Linked DNA regions of Homo sapiens: region 1 is linked to region 2. A link is an interaction called in ENCODE POLR2A ChIA-PET data of the cell type or tissue named here. Cell type or tissue: B cell. All regions are shown on one strand. Each heading gives the region's core, and the rest is flanking DNA. Links, peaks and the distances in the headings are about the cores only.

Evidence for each region. Peaks named below come from ENCODE experiments on the same cell type or tissue, not always from the same donor. Only the 100,000 strongest peaks of a DNase experiment are listed, where the experiment ranks them.
Region 1: POLR2A ChIA-PET joins it to region 2 with 8 read pairs; 2 of 35 experiments call an interaction of 5 or more read pairs at or near these places.

What each region holds. Positions count from the first base shown.
Region 1 is chr2:100,062,158-100,067,157 of GRCh38, reverse strand. The region is part of intron 4 of AFF3 (ALF transcription elongation factor 3); the gene reads left to right. Among named protein-coding and RNA genes, the nearest start is that of AFF3, 78 kb to the left of the region's middle. In B cell, for the core only: no CTCF peak of the experiment used is centred there; DNase peaks (open chromatin) are centred at 2,387 and 4,600; H3K4me3 peaks cover 767 bases; H3K27ac peaks cover 2,688 bases.
Region 2 is chr2:100,174,653-100,181,800 of GRCh38, reverse strand. No RefSeq gene overlaps it. Among named protein-coding and RNA genes, the nearest start is that of LINC01104, 30 kb to the left of the region's middle. In B cell, for the core only: a CTCF peak has its summit at 3,575 (motif pointing left); a DNase peak (open chromatin) is centred at 3,520.

The DNA of each region.
Region 1 (5,000 bases), core at 1-5,000, 110 kb after region 2:
TCTTAAAGTGTGCTAGGTAAGGGGGAATGAATTATGGGTAAGATGGTTTAGATGAAGATACAAGTCCACGAATTGCAGTTCACATCATCATGAGTGCATTTCCTTCAGGGCATAACCCTGGAGTTGAAGATATGAATCAAGTGACATTTTCTGCAGGTTGTGTTTGTAGAAGCTCTCAGACTTTTGTCAGGTTCTCCAAATATCTGTCCCCTCCTGTTGTTGTCTCTAAAATGTTAGTACAGTATTGCGCAGTTCTCCTCTAGTTTTCCTTGCGGAGGGGCTGCGTGGATTAATTAACAGATTACTAGCAAATGCTTTGAAAATCAAAAGGTCCTTCAGGAATAATCAGCATTGTTCGGTTCTCCTTTTGAATGAGTAGAAAGGATATCTGATTTCTTCAAAGCAATATAACTAAGATGGAAGAGAGTGTTTCTCTTGCAGTGATGCTAACTACTGTGTTCTGATGCACTACTCAGGTTGTATTATCATGCCATTATTACAAGTGAAGAAATAAATGGGACCTCACTGGGTCTGCCAGAACCTCACTGCTGCAGAGCATTACAAACACATTAAAGTGTAATTGACATCTAGTAGCTGTATGTCTATAATGTGCCAATTAGAATATTTAGCTTTGCAATAAAAGAGGAGTTAATAAAACACATTTAAGAAATGGAAAATAAGATTAGAAGTGGCATTTTGGCTCTTATTCAAGTGGCAGGGAACAGAAGAGGGTGTGGAAACCAAGCTCAGCTCAGTTCCCTGTGTCTTCATTCGTCACTGGCTCGTTCATTACCAAATGTCTATAGATATTCAGATACCACCCCTTCCTCCAAAGTATTCTACTCTCCGTTTGATTCAGTACTATTTTATAGCTTAATGTCATATGGAAGTTTTAGAATTCAGCTCCAAAGTAAACAGTAAAATGAGTTAAAATTACAGTTCATTGATTTCTTGCTGGCTTTTTAATTTATTTGTAAAACAAATTGCATAGAGTTTCTACTTTCTTCCCCTCAAAACTCACAACCCCAAAAATATCTGGCAGGGGGAGGGGGCTTTTATTTTAACCACGAGTGAACTACTGTTTAGCAACATTGACTACAAATGTGCTTCTTGGGAATTTCACCACTATATAATTGCCTTCTTCATTTCTTTTCTTGCTTAACTAGTGTATATAATCACTGATTTATAAGTGTGAGCTGTAATAATGTCAGCTGTCTGCTGGCATGATTGGAGAACTTATTATGAAATGAAGTTAATTTTATATCTTCTTTTCTTGGAAACTCTTTTATACTTAATTTTAAGCAGATAAGTGACATAAAAGACCAAACTACTTGAAGATAATGCATTTAGAAATTGCTGATTGATGAGCTTATGCTTATCTAATTTTGTTTTAAAAAGATTCTAATATATCTTTTGAGAATAGATTTTTGAGTGGAAGAACAAAACTAGTGTAGGTGGATAAGATACCAGCAAAAGAAAAATGGAAGGGTTCTGTTTCCCTCTGTCCCAAAATTATTTTAATGTTAATCCTAGAATTCATGTTTTAGTCATGGTTGTCAGTTGTGGAAAATATTATTTAGTTTAATAGTTTTACTTAAAATAAATGTTTGTGTTTTAAGCAAAACAGTTTATGTTGTAAAAGGGTAACAGCTACATTTTATGCATCTCTTTTTGCTGGATTTTCTTTTAGAGATAATGATCTTTAGGGCTGTTTTCTATAAATATGCATATCGTACTTGTGTTTCTGTTTAAATGCATGCGTAAGAAGAACTGAATTTGATTAACTTTATTAACAATAAATAATGAAGTGTACTCTTTTATGTTAACCCTTATTTCATTGTGTATCAGCCTTCAGACATTTGGCTATCTAGACAGGCAGTCATTTATATCCTTTTAAAAAAATTTATTGCTCTTTTGACTAATTGCTTTTTATATGACTTTTTATAAGCCTTTTGCATTGATACCATTTGTTAAAACACAGCCAGAAGAAGGCAGAGCAGCCTCGTTTTTCAAAACTTTAGTGTCATTTTTATAGACAAATAACACTTGTAAATGATGGATAATAGCTAGCAGGATGCTGTGTGGTATAAAATGTGCGTGAATTATATTTTCTGGGAGTTAGAAGGTTAACTTGTCTATGAACTAATTGAAAAGCTTTATGGTAAATGCATAGTGCTGTGTGCACATTATCGGCATGACTTAAACCAGCTGAAAAAGGGATTTTCCTTCCCTTGGGTATTATTCATTATCTCCTCCCCTTTTCTGGCTAGCTGATGTATATGGAGAGTATCTAATCATAATGAATCTATAGAATTTATAAAAAAGAGAACAGCGTAGATGCTTTTCACAATGAGTTGGCAGTTAATACGTTGCATATTAGAAATGGGATGGAGGTGAGTGCAGGCATTGAAATTATCGCTGCATGACGATGTATTTTTGTATTTGCATAGGCCTTGTTTATCAAGATGATTGTGGTTTTTGACCCTGGGAAAGCAAATGGTGAGAGATAGACTTGGTTTCTTCTGCAACTTGCAATGCATAGGTAACAGGAATTTATCACAAGCTTTTTGTTGAGGAAGGCTAACTCACATGTCTCTCTTTCTTCCTACATTGGACAGTTGTGTTAAGTTGAAAACACACCATCTTAATTTAGTAGCAATTCAGATATTCAGTCAAGAATATTAATATGTTAATGAGAACTTCAGAAATTTCACTTATGCGAAAGTAAGACTTTCCTTGCCCATTGAAGACATGGCTGTAGGCATCCATCCAGATTATGTGGGAGGAGGTAGGTTTAGTGTCATATTGATACTCTCCCCACCCGCTCCAGCTACTCTTTCTCATTGAGTGAATGCTGGGGAGAAAAGGAGTAGAGGAGGGGTAGGTGATAGTAAGAAATAGAAGGGATTTCTCACTGGGTCTGGTCATATGCTGGCTTTGTGTTTTCTGGGCCTTGTTGCAATTTAACATCTCTTTTCTTTATCATTGTTGTTTATCAGTTTTATGACAATCACCTAGATTGAATTTCTTTTCTTTTCTTTTCTTTTCTTTTCTTTTCTTTTTTTTTTGAGACGGAGTTTTGTTCTTGTTGCCCAGGCTGGAGTGCAGTGGCACGATCTCGGCTCACTGCAACCTCCGCCTCCCGGGTTCAAGTGATTCTTCTGCCTCAGCCTCCCGAGTAGCTGGGATTACAGGTGCATGCCACCATGCCCGGCTAAGTTTGTATTTTTAGTAGATATGGGGTTTCTCCATGTTGGTCAGGATGGTCTTGAACTCCTGACCTCAGGTGATCCACCCGCCTCAGCCTCCCAAAGTTCTGGGGTTTAAGGTGTGAGCCACCGCGCCCAGCCTGAATTTCTTTTCATTTACCCTGATTAGTATATCTGTGGATTTATGTCTTTTAACACTCCTGGAAACATCTCAGTTATCATCTCCTTAAATATTCCCTTTCCTCCTTCCTTTCTATTCTTTTCTTCTAGGTCTCCGATGAGACATATTTTGGACCTTCTCATTGTATTCTCCATTTAGGTTAACATTTCTTTATATTTTTCATTTCCTTGTCTTACTGTATTGCCTTTTAGGTAATTTTTTCATTTCTTCCTTCCAATTCACTAATTCTATTTTTAGCTTTGACTAAATGCTGTATAATCTTGCTAGCAAATTTTTTTATTTCAATAATCATAGTTTTTATTTTAAAAAGTTTTAGTTCTTTTAAAATCTTCCTTGTCATTTAAAAAATTGTGGTAAAATACACATAGCATAAAATTCACCATCTTCGCTATTTTTAAGTGTACGCAGTTCAGTTAATATTAAGTACATTCACGTTGTTATGCAGCCAATCTCCACAGCTCTTTTCAGTTTGCAAAGCTGAAACTGCCTGGTCATTTTTTTTTTTTTTTTTTTTTGAGATGGAGTTTCGCTCATTGTTGCCCAGGCTGGAATGCAGTGGCGCGATCTTGGCTTACTGAAACCTCCGCCTCCCAGGTTCAAGTGATTCTCCTGCCTCAGCCTCCCGAGTACCTGGGATTACAGGCAAGTGCCACCACGCCTGGCTAATTTTTGTATTTTTAGTAGAGACGGGGTTTCACCATGTTGGCCAGGCTGGTCCTGAACTCCTGGACTCAGGTGATCCACCCGCCTTGGCCTCCCAAAGTGGTGGGATTACGGTCGTGAGCCACTGCACCCAGCCCTGCCTGGTCATTTTTGATAGTCACTTGTTACTTATTTATTTTTGTGATTATGTCTTTTACTTCTTTAGCCTTTCATATGTAGTTATTTTATAGTCAGTATTTGGTAACTGAAGCATCTGAAGTCCTTGGCACTTTGCATCTGTTCTTTCTCTCACTCCTGATGTTTCGTTTCCCTGTCTGTTTAGTAAACCTTAATTGCTAGCTCATATTTGGTTGATCCTAATTGTAGAAAAAGTCTTGGGGCCTAAGTCAAGGATGCTTTTCTCAGAGTATTTGCTTTTGCTTTTGCCAGTAGTCATAGGGTGCTGCTGTCCTGCGGGGGTACTGCGGTCCTGAGACAATTCCATTGCCTTCCAGATGCTGCCATGTAACCCCGGAATTTTAGTTTAGTTCCCCCACCCAGCCACAGAGCTGAGGCCCAGCCTCCCAGAGATCACGTGAGATCACCACATGTCCTCACAGGACCGTTCCCCTTTTCTGAGGCTCACTGCCCAGGGATTTTTGGTTGTTACTGTTTGTTCCTTTTCCTTTTTGCCCCTGTAGACATTTTTTTTTCATTTCCTCTGAACCCAACAAAACAATAATAATTGGTTTTCATTCATTCATTACTGGTAGACAGTAAAACAACAAGAGTATTAGTCTGCCATACTTCTGGAAGCCTGAGCTGGTTTTAAAGGGCCTTCCACATGGGCACTCCGTGTGCTCCTCTGCTGGGCCCCTCCAACTGCAGCCACCTTACTCTGGCAGCCTTGCCTTCCCTTGCTCCCACATTGCTCGCAGCTTCTGATTTTATGAGATCTGCCTCATCCA
Region 2 (7,148 bases), core at 885-5,884:
CCACGGCCCTGGCTGCAGCTGCTCCATCCTACTCAGGGAAAGGCACCCATTCGCTTCCTAACACCCCCGCTGCCAAAATTTTCTTCTGAACCTGTAGTTCAAAATCCTGAGCCCTACTGTCTTCTTTGCTTTTTTTTTTTTTTTTTTTTTTTGAGACAGAGTTTCGCTCTTGTCACCCAGGCTGGAGTGCTGTGGCGTGATCTCAGCTCACTGCAACTGCCACCTCCTGGGTTCAAGCATTTCTCCTGCCTCAGCCTCCCAAGTACCTGGGATTACAGGTGAGCGTCATCATGCCTGGCTAGTTTTTTTTTTTTTTTTTTTGTATTTTTAGTAGAAATGGGGTTTCACCATGTTGGTCAGGCTGGTCTCGAACTCCTGATCTCAAATGATTCACCCACCTTGGCCTCCTAAAGTGCTAGGATTACTGGCCGCCCTGCTGTCTTCTGTCTCTACCTTGGGGCACTGACTGCCCCAACACATGTACATACACACACACACACACACACACACAAACCACACACACACACACACTGCTGTGCACCATTCCTGGTGGTCCATGGACTCCAGTTCACCACTAGAGAGTGTGCCAGAATGTTTTCACCGTTTCCACATGGATTCAAAGTTGGGCCTTTCCCAAACGATCCTTTAAGAAAGGGAAAAAAAGACACTTATAAAAGACATTTGTATGTGATTCTTTCACTGTCACATTACAGACATCAGTTATGTAAAAGGCTATGTCAAATCTCAAACCTCTTGTGTACATGCTGGTCCTTTGATATATTCAACAAATAATTAAAATCGCACCCTTTGTCCTAGGACTTCACACAAGATGCCTCCCGATGTGTTGTTTCGTGTATTGAGGAACCTCTGTGTGCAAGGCACGGCATTAGGGGCTGTGAAACTGTCTAGCCTTGGAGTATGTGTGTGTCTGGTCGGGGGCAGCTCCAATGTGAACTAAGCAGAGGTCAAGAAATTTTGACCAGGAGTGGAGGGAATAGAGGCTGACCTGGCTCCAAAAGTGCAATTGGTGGTCAGGCACTGTGGTTGAGTGGGGACAGTTGTTCTGATATGTGAAGCTATTAGTTCTAGGTGACCAGCCAGGCAGCTAAGGGACAGTGGCAGAGAGGCTGAGTCCTGGTTCCTGGAGATTCATCCACTGCCTGTGGAAGAGATTTGGAATGCCGGAGCCATGGAGCTGGAGACAGAGATGGTGACAGTATAATAGCTAGGTGCGGCGGATCTCAGGGAAGGACACCGTTGTTGAGGGAAACTGAGGAAAGTGAAGACCACAAGAAGCCCCAGGTCGGATGGGAGGTAGAAGATGGTGCAGGTGGGGAGGTATTCCTGGGATTCTGCGAATCTTTGTCTGATTGGAAGGAAAGGAGACATACAGGGGGGTCAAGGGCATCTGTGGCTCTGACCCCCAACTACCTTATCTTGGGCCCAAGCATTGCCATGTGGGAACTGAAAATTATTAATGGGGGTTGAAACCATTCATCCATGTATCACTCAGGGTCCTGGCTGGACACAGAGAGCACCACAAACTGGGTAGTTGGATGATTTAATAAAGGAGCTATTTACAAAGGTACAGGCAGAGTTTAGGGAAATCAACAGAAGCATTAGAAACAGCCATTACCACCCTGAGATAGGACTGGAGCCTGGAGTGAGGAGGGCTGCCTGATGGATGCCATGGCCTTCTTGGAGGGAGGCAACCAGCCCCAGACCATCCGTATGCAGGGAGCTGGCAGAATCAATCCCTCCACCTCACTCTCTCCCCACCCTCTAACCAGAAGGCAGAGGGCAGGGACGTCTGTCAGTGTGGTCCACACAGGCTAGCCTCCCCAGACAAGGGAACTAGCCAGCCAACTTCACCCTTCTGCCCCTTAGAGTCCTTTCTTTTATTCAGGAAATAATTGGTATCTCCAACCAAGGGACACACAAAGTCCCCTCAGTGACTGTATTAGGGTTAATTTGGTCATACTCTCTCCTGAAACCTCATACATTATCCATGACTTGTACTCTTCATGAGGGGGAGAAAACAGGAGGAACCACAATTCATTATCAGACACACAGATGCTACAGTCCCCTCTTCTGTACTAGGTCAAGGTCTGAGCTGATGACATTGCTTCCTTCTTCCACCTTTCCCTCTGCCATCACCTTGGACAGACAGATAGGGTGACTCAGATCTTTTCTTTTTTTTTTTTTTTTTGAGACAGAGTCTTGCTCTGTTACCCAGGCTGGAGTGCAGTGGCCCAATCTAGGCTCACTGCAAGCTCCGCCTCCTGCGTTCACGCCATTCTGCCTCAGCCTCCAGAGTAGCTGGGACTACAGCTGCCTGCCACCACGCCCGGCTAATTTTTTGTATTTTTAGTAGAGATGGGATTTCACTGTGTTAGCCAGGATGGTCTTGATCTCCTGACCTTGTGATCCGCTCATCTCAGCCTCCCAAAGTGCTGGGAATACAGGCTTGAGCCACTGCGCCTGGCCGACTCAGATCTTTATTCCTGCAAAATCTTGGTCCTGAGTGGTCCTGCCTTCATCAGGTTGCCAAAGTTTTTTATTTGTCCAGGATTTCTGGCAAGTGAGTGCTAAAAGGCACCCTAGGGAACCCCGTGGTTAGAAACATAGTTCTTCCTTCCTCCATGCTGTAGTGGTCACCCATCTCCCCTTTGGTAATCAGATCAATCTGTGGATTTACTTCAATAATTATAGCGTAATCAGAACCATCACTGTAATCACTGTCACCCTCTGGTTAATATTGTCATCTTGTTATTGTCCAGGAGCCATCTGGCTATTTCAACAGGTAATTAAGTAGAGATGTGACTGGAGTCTCTGCTCTTGCTTATATCAGGTCTTTGACAGCAGCACTCATCTTTGCAAATTCGCAGGAACATGGCACATCTTTGGTTTACTTTCTTAATGATGGGTGCTGGAGAAATTCCAGAGACTTCTACTTGACTCTTCCTACTGTAGTAGTCTTCACTCCACGTCCAGGAACCAATGTTAAGATTGGACCAGTCACTAAGAATATCTATTCCCATTGTAATCCTGATAGCGGGGAAATTAACCACAGGATGGGTTCCCAGTCTCACTAGACTTTCTGTGACATAGTCTAGGGCAAAGACTTTATCTATCCCTTATTTCAAAATGTCTCTACTGTGATGTGTGGCCCACTGCTGCGGCAAAATAGGTGAGTCCCAAAGTTGGGAAGGTTTTTGGCTTCCCCCAGGAAAGAACTTAAGGATAAGCAGGTGATGTTGAACAGTACTGCTCTTCTGGGAGCAGAGTTACCTCATAGGCAATATATCCAGAGTGGTAAGGAAAGCTTTTGGCAAATATATTTATACTCATGTAAACCCACTTTCAATTATATGCAAATTAAGGGGTGGGCCAATGCAAATCAAGGGGCAGGTTATTTAGGGAGGGGGCAGTAACTTCCGGGTTGTTGCCATGGAAAGAGGTAACTTTTGGGTCATTGCGATGGCAATGTAAACTGTCATGGCGCTGGTGGGAGTGTCTTATGTTAATGAGCGTAAGGGCAGCTTAGGGAATCACTTTCATCGCCACCTGCTGGTTTCTGCCAGTTTTTCACTTTATCCCATCTGGACCAGATTCTGTGTCAGTCAGTAGGGTTGTGACCAGAAAACAAGTCCTGCCGGTCTCTTAACCTTACAGTGGCTACTGGTTCTCCAGGGATTAGCACAAGTTCAGAGCCAGGGTCTAATAACGCGTGGAAAGTCTGGGTACCTCAGGACACAGTCTTGAAAAATGGCCTCAGGTCTCTCTGGGGAGGTTTGGAAGATTCTTCACAGGATACTATACCTCTGTGTACATAGTGCTGTATCCTTCTTCAAAAGAACGCAGTCACCCCTTCAATTAAGAAGTTCTTGGCCTGCAATCCCGGCACTTTGGGAGGCCAGGTGGGTGGATCACTTGAGACCAGGAGTTTGAGACCAGCCTGGCCAACATGGTGAAACCCCATCTCTACTAAAAATACAAAAATTAGCCAAGCGTGGTGGCACGTGCCTGTAATCCCAGTTACCTGGGAGGCTGAGGCAGGAGTATCTCTTGAACCCGGGAGGTGGAAGTTGCAGTGAGCCAAGATCGAGCCACTGCACTCCAGCCTTGGCGAGAGAGCGAAACTCTGTCTCAAAAAAAAAAAAAAAAAAAAAAAAAAAGATGTCCTTGAGCTACAAAATGGCTTATGTCTTAGAATTGCATAAGAGACCTTGAATTCCCACTATGTCAACTCAAGTTAGGCTTCTATTAATCAGACCTCGAATTTTTTTTACCTCCATAGATCAAGCAGCACCATCTATTTCATTCTCAGGGACCCCAGGGACCCAGCTCTTATCATACTCACATTAAAGCATTCTGATAACAGCCCGCTGTTGTTTATTGTGATATTTGCACCTGCCTTGTCCCTGAAGGTTAAACAGAATCATCTGGATTCAAAAATGTCAAGTCTCCATTTAGATAAGAAAATTCAATAAATTGCCACACCTACCAATATCTCCAACCTTCAGAAGACACCACCTCAGAGCTGCTATTCAATAACTTTCAATAACTGCCCTGGGCAGTTATAGCACAAGGCCCACTGCCAGCTCCCTTGTTGCCTCGAGGCCCTAAAGAGAGTTCATTCCATTGCAGCCCTCATGCAGGGGCGCAAGGCCTGCTCTGGGAGGTGATATGCCATACCCTCAAAAGAGTTTCAGAACTTTGCTGAGTTTTACTGAAATTCTCAAGGATTGCAGGGCCCACTTCTTTTCCAGCGCACTTCTTATGACCTGGTGATTCTTAGGCACACCAAAGTTTTCAAAGCATTATGAGGGGAGTTTAGCCTCGTTGATTATAGGCCACCATTTGAGTCCAGACCTCCATGAATCCTAACCAACTACTAATGCCAGCGTCAAGTGCACAAGACCAGTATTTTATTTTATTAATTAATTTTTTTTTTGAGACAGAGTCTCACTCTGTCACCCAGGCTGGAGTGCAGGGGCGCAATCCCGGCTCACTGCAACCTCCGCCTCCTGGGTTCAAGTGATTCTCCTGCCTCAGCCTCGCGAGTAGCCGGGATTACGGGTGTATGAGACCACGCCAGGCTAATTTTTGTATTTTTAGTAGAGACGGGGTTTCGCCATGTTGGCCAGGCTGATCTCAAACTCCTGACCTCGGGGGATCTGCCTGCCTCGGCCACCTAAACTGCTGGGATTACAGGCGTGAGCCGCAGCACCTGGCCTAGACCAGTATTTTAAATCCCAAAGCCTGAGCAAGTACATCTATATTAATTAATTTGTCCCAATCTTGTTTTAGATTTTTCTTCCTTGGCTTTATGTCCAGAGAATTCACTTCCATACATGCTTCCTAGATCCTTGCTGATAAAACTCAGCAAAGTTCTGAGACCCTGTAAGTGTGTGGGTTATCACCTCACAGAGCAGTCCTGACACATCTCCATCTGGCCGGCAATGGGATGGAGCTGTCTTTAGGGCCCAGAGGCAATGAGGGTGGTGGCAGTGGGTCTTCTGCTACAACTGCCAAGTGCAGTTACTGAAAGGCTGGAGGGAAGGTGTTTGGGGAAGGGCAAATGTCTGCTTTCTGCCTCAAGGGATTAAGGGGGATTTGGTAGTTCAAAACTCTCCTCGATTGTCTGCCCAAATGTCCCCATTTCATTTCTTAGGGTGCGTCTTATTCTCTACAGTGTCCTAATGCAGTGATACAAGAAACAGCATAAGAGACCTAGTAGGGTTGAGCAATTAATGGATACAGCAACACTGCAGTTGTTACAACCTCACCCTGGCCTTGGTCTGTAGCTCCCCTGCAGCTATACGATGTAAGGGACTCACTCAGTGCTTCCATAGAGGTTTTCTGATTGTCCAAGAATTCTGGGTTTTCTTTTGTGTTTTCCCTATGTTAACTCCATTGGGCTATCAAAAGCAGTCATCTGAACCCACATGATTTATAATGACTATTATGCCTGCACTGGGTTGGATAATGTCCCTTCAAAACTCATGTTTACCGGCCGGGCGTGGTGGCTCACGCCTGTAATCCCAGCACCTTGGGAGGCCAAATTGGGCAGATCACGAGGTCAAGAGATTGAGACCATGCTGGCTAACACAGTGAAACCCCGTCTCTACTAAAAATACAAAAATATTAGCTGGGCATGGTGGCAGGCGCCTGTAGTCCCAGCTACTCGAGAGGCTGAGGCAGGAGAATGGCGTGAACCCAGGAGGCGGAGTTTTTGTTTTGGAATATGAGGACCTAAAATCCCAGCTACACCTCTACTGATTGAGAAGCCTCGGGCAGGCTATATAATATCCATGTCTTAGTTTCTCTGGAACTCTTACATGTTATTATTCTTACTTCTCCCCTTTCTGCCTCCAGAGTTCTTCCATTCACAGGCATAGGGTAATAAGGTGTAGGGAGGGGCTCAGATCTCTTGGTCAAGGAGAGCTACTCTGTCCTCGGGGGCTAGTCATCAGTAGTTGAGTTATCCCATCACTTGCTGCTCCTTGGGCCAGGAGGCGAAAGCAGGCAAGGTGTGCTAGCCCTGGGAGCTTCCCTGATGTCTTTTTACCTGCTTTCTATCCTTTCACTTCATTTTCTCTGTATTTTTCTCTTTCCACATTGGACTTGCATTTTCTCTTCCTCCTGTTGCTGCCTACCCACACACTTCCGACACTCTGGCCTTTCTCTCCATTCTGATAGTTTTAAACACTCTCCTGTCCATCCTGGATCACAAGCCCCTGGATGCCATGCCCCCAGTTAATACCCTATACTTTTTCCCTTCCTCGGCTTTTAAAGCCACATTTTTTCAAGATGCTGAATCCTACTGCATATCCAGCTCAACTACTATTGAAAGAAAAGTCAGGATCCATTACTTTTTCCACCCAGAGTTCAGACACAGCAGCATTTCCTAGCATTGACCACTTTCTTTTTCTTTTTTCTTTTCTTTTCTTTTTCTTTTTTTTCTTTTTTTCTTTTTTCTTTTTCTTTTTTTTTTTTTTTTTGAGACAGTCTCTTACTCTGTTGCTGAGGCTGGAGTGCAGTGGCTCGATCTCGGCTCACTGCAACCTCTGCCTCCTGGGTTCAAGTGATTCTCCTGCCTCAGCCTCCTGAGTAGCTGGGACTACAGGCATGCACCACCATGC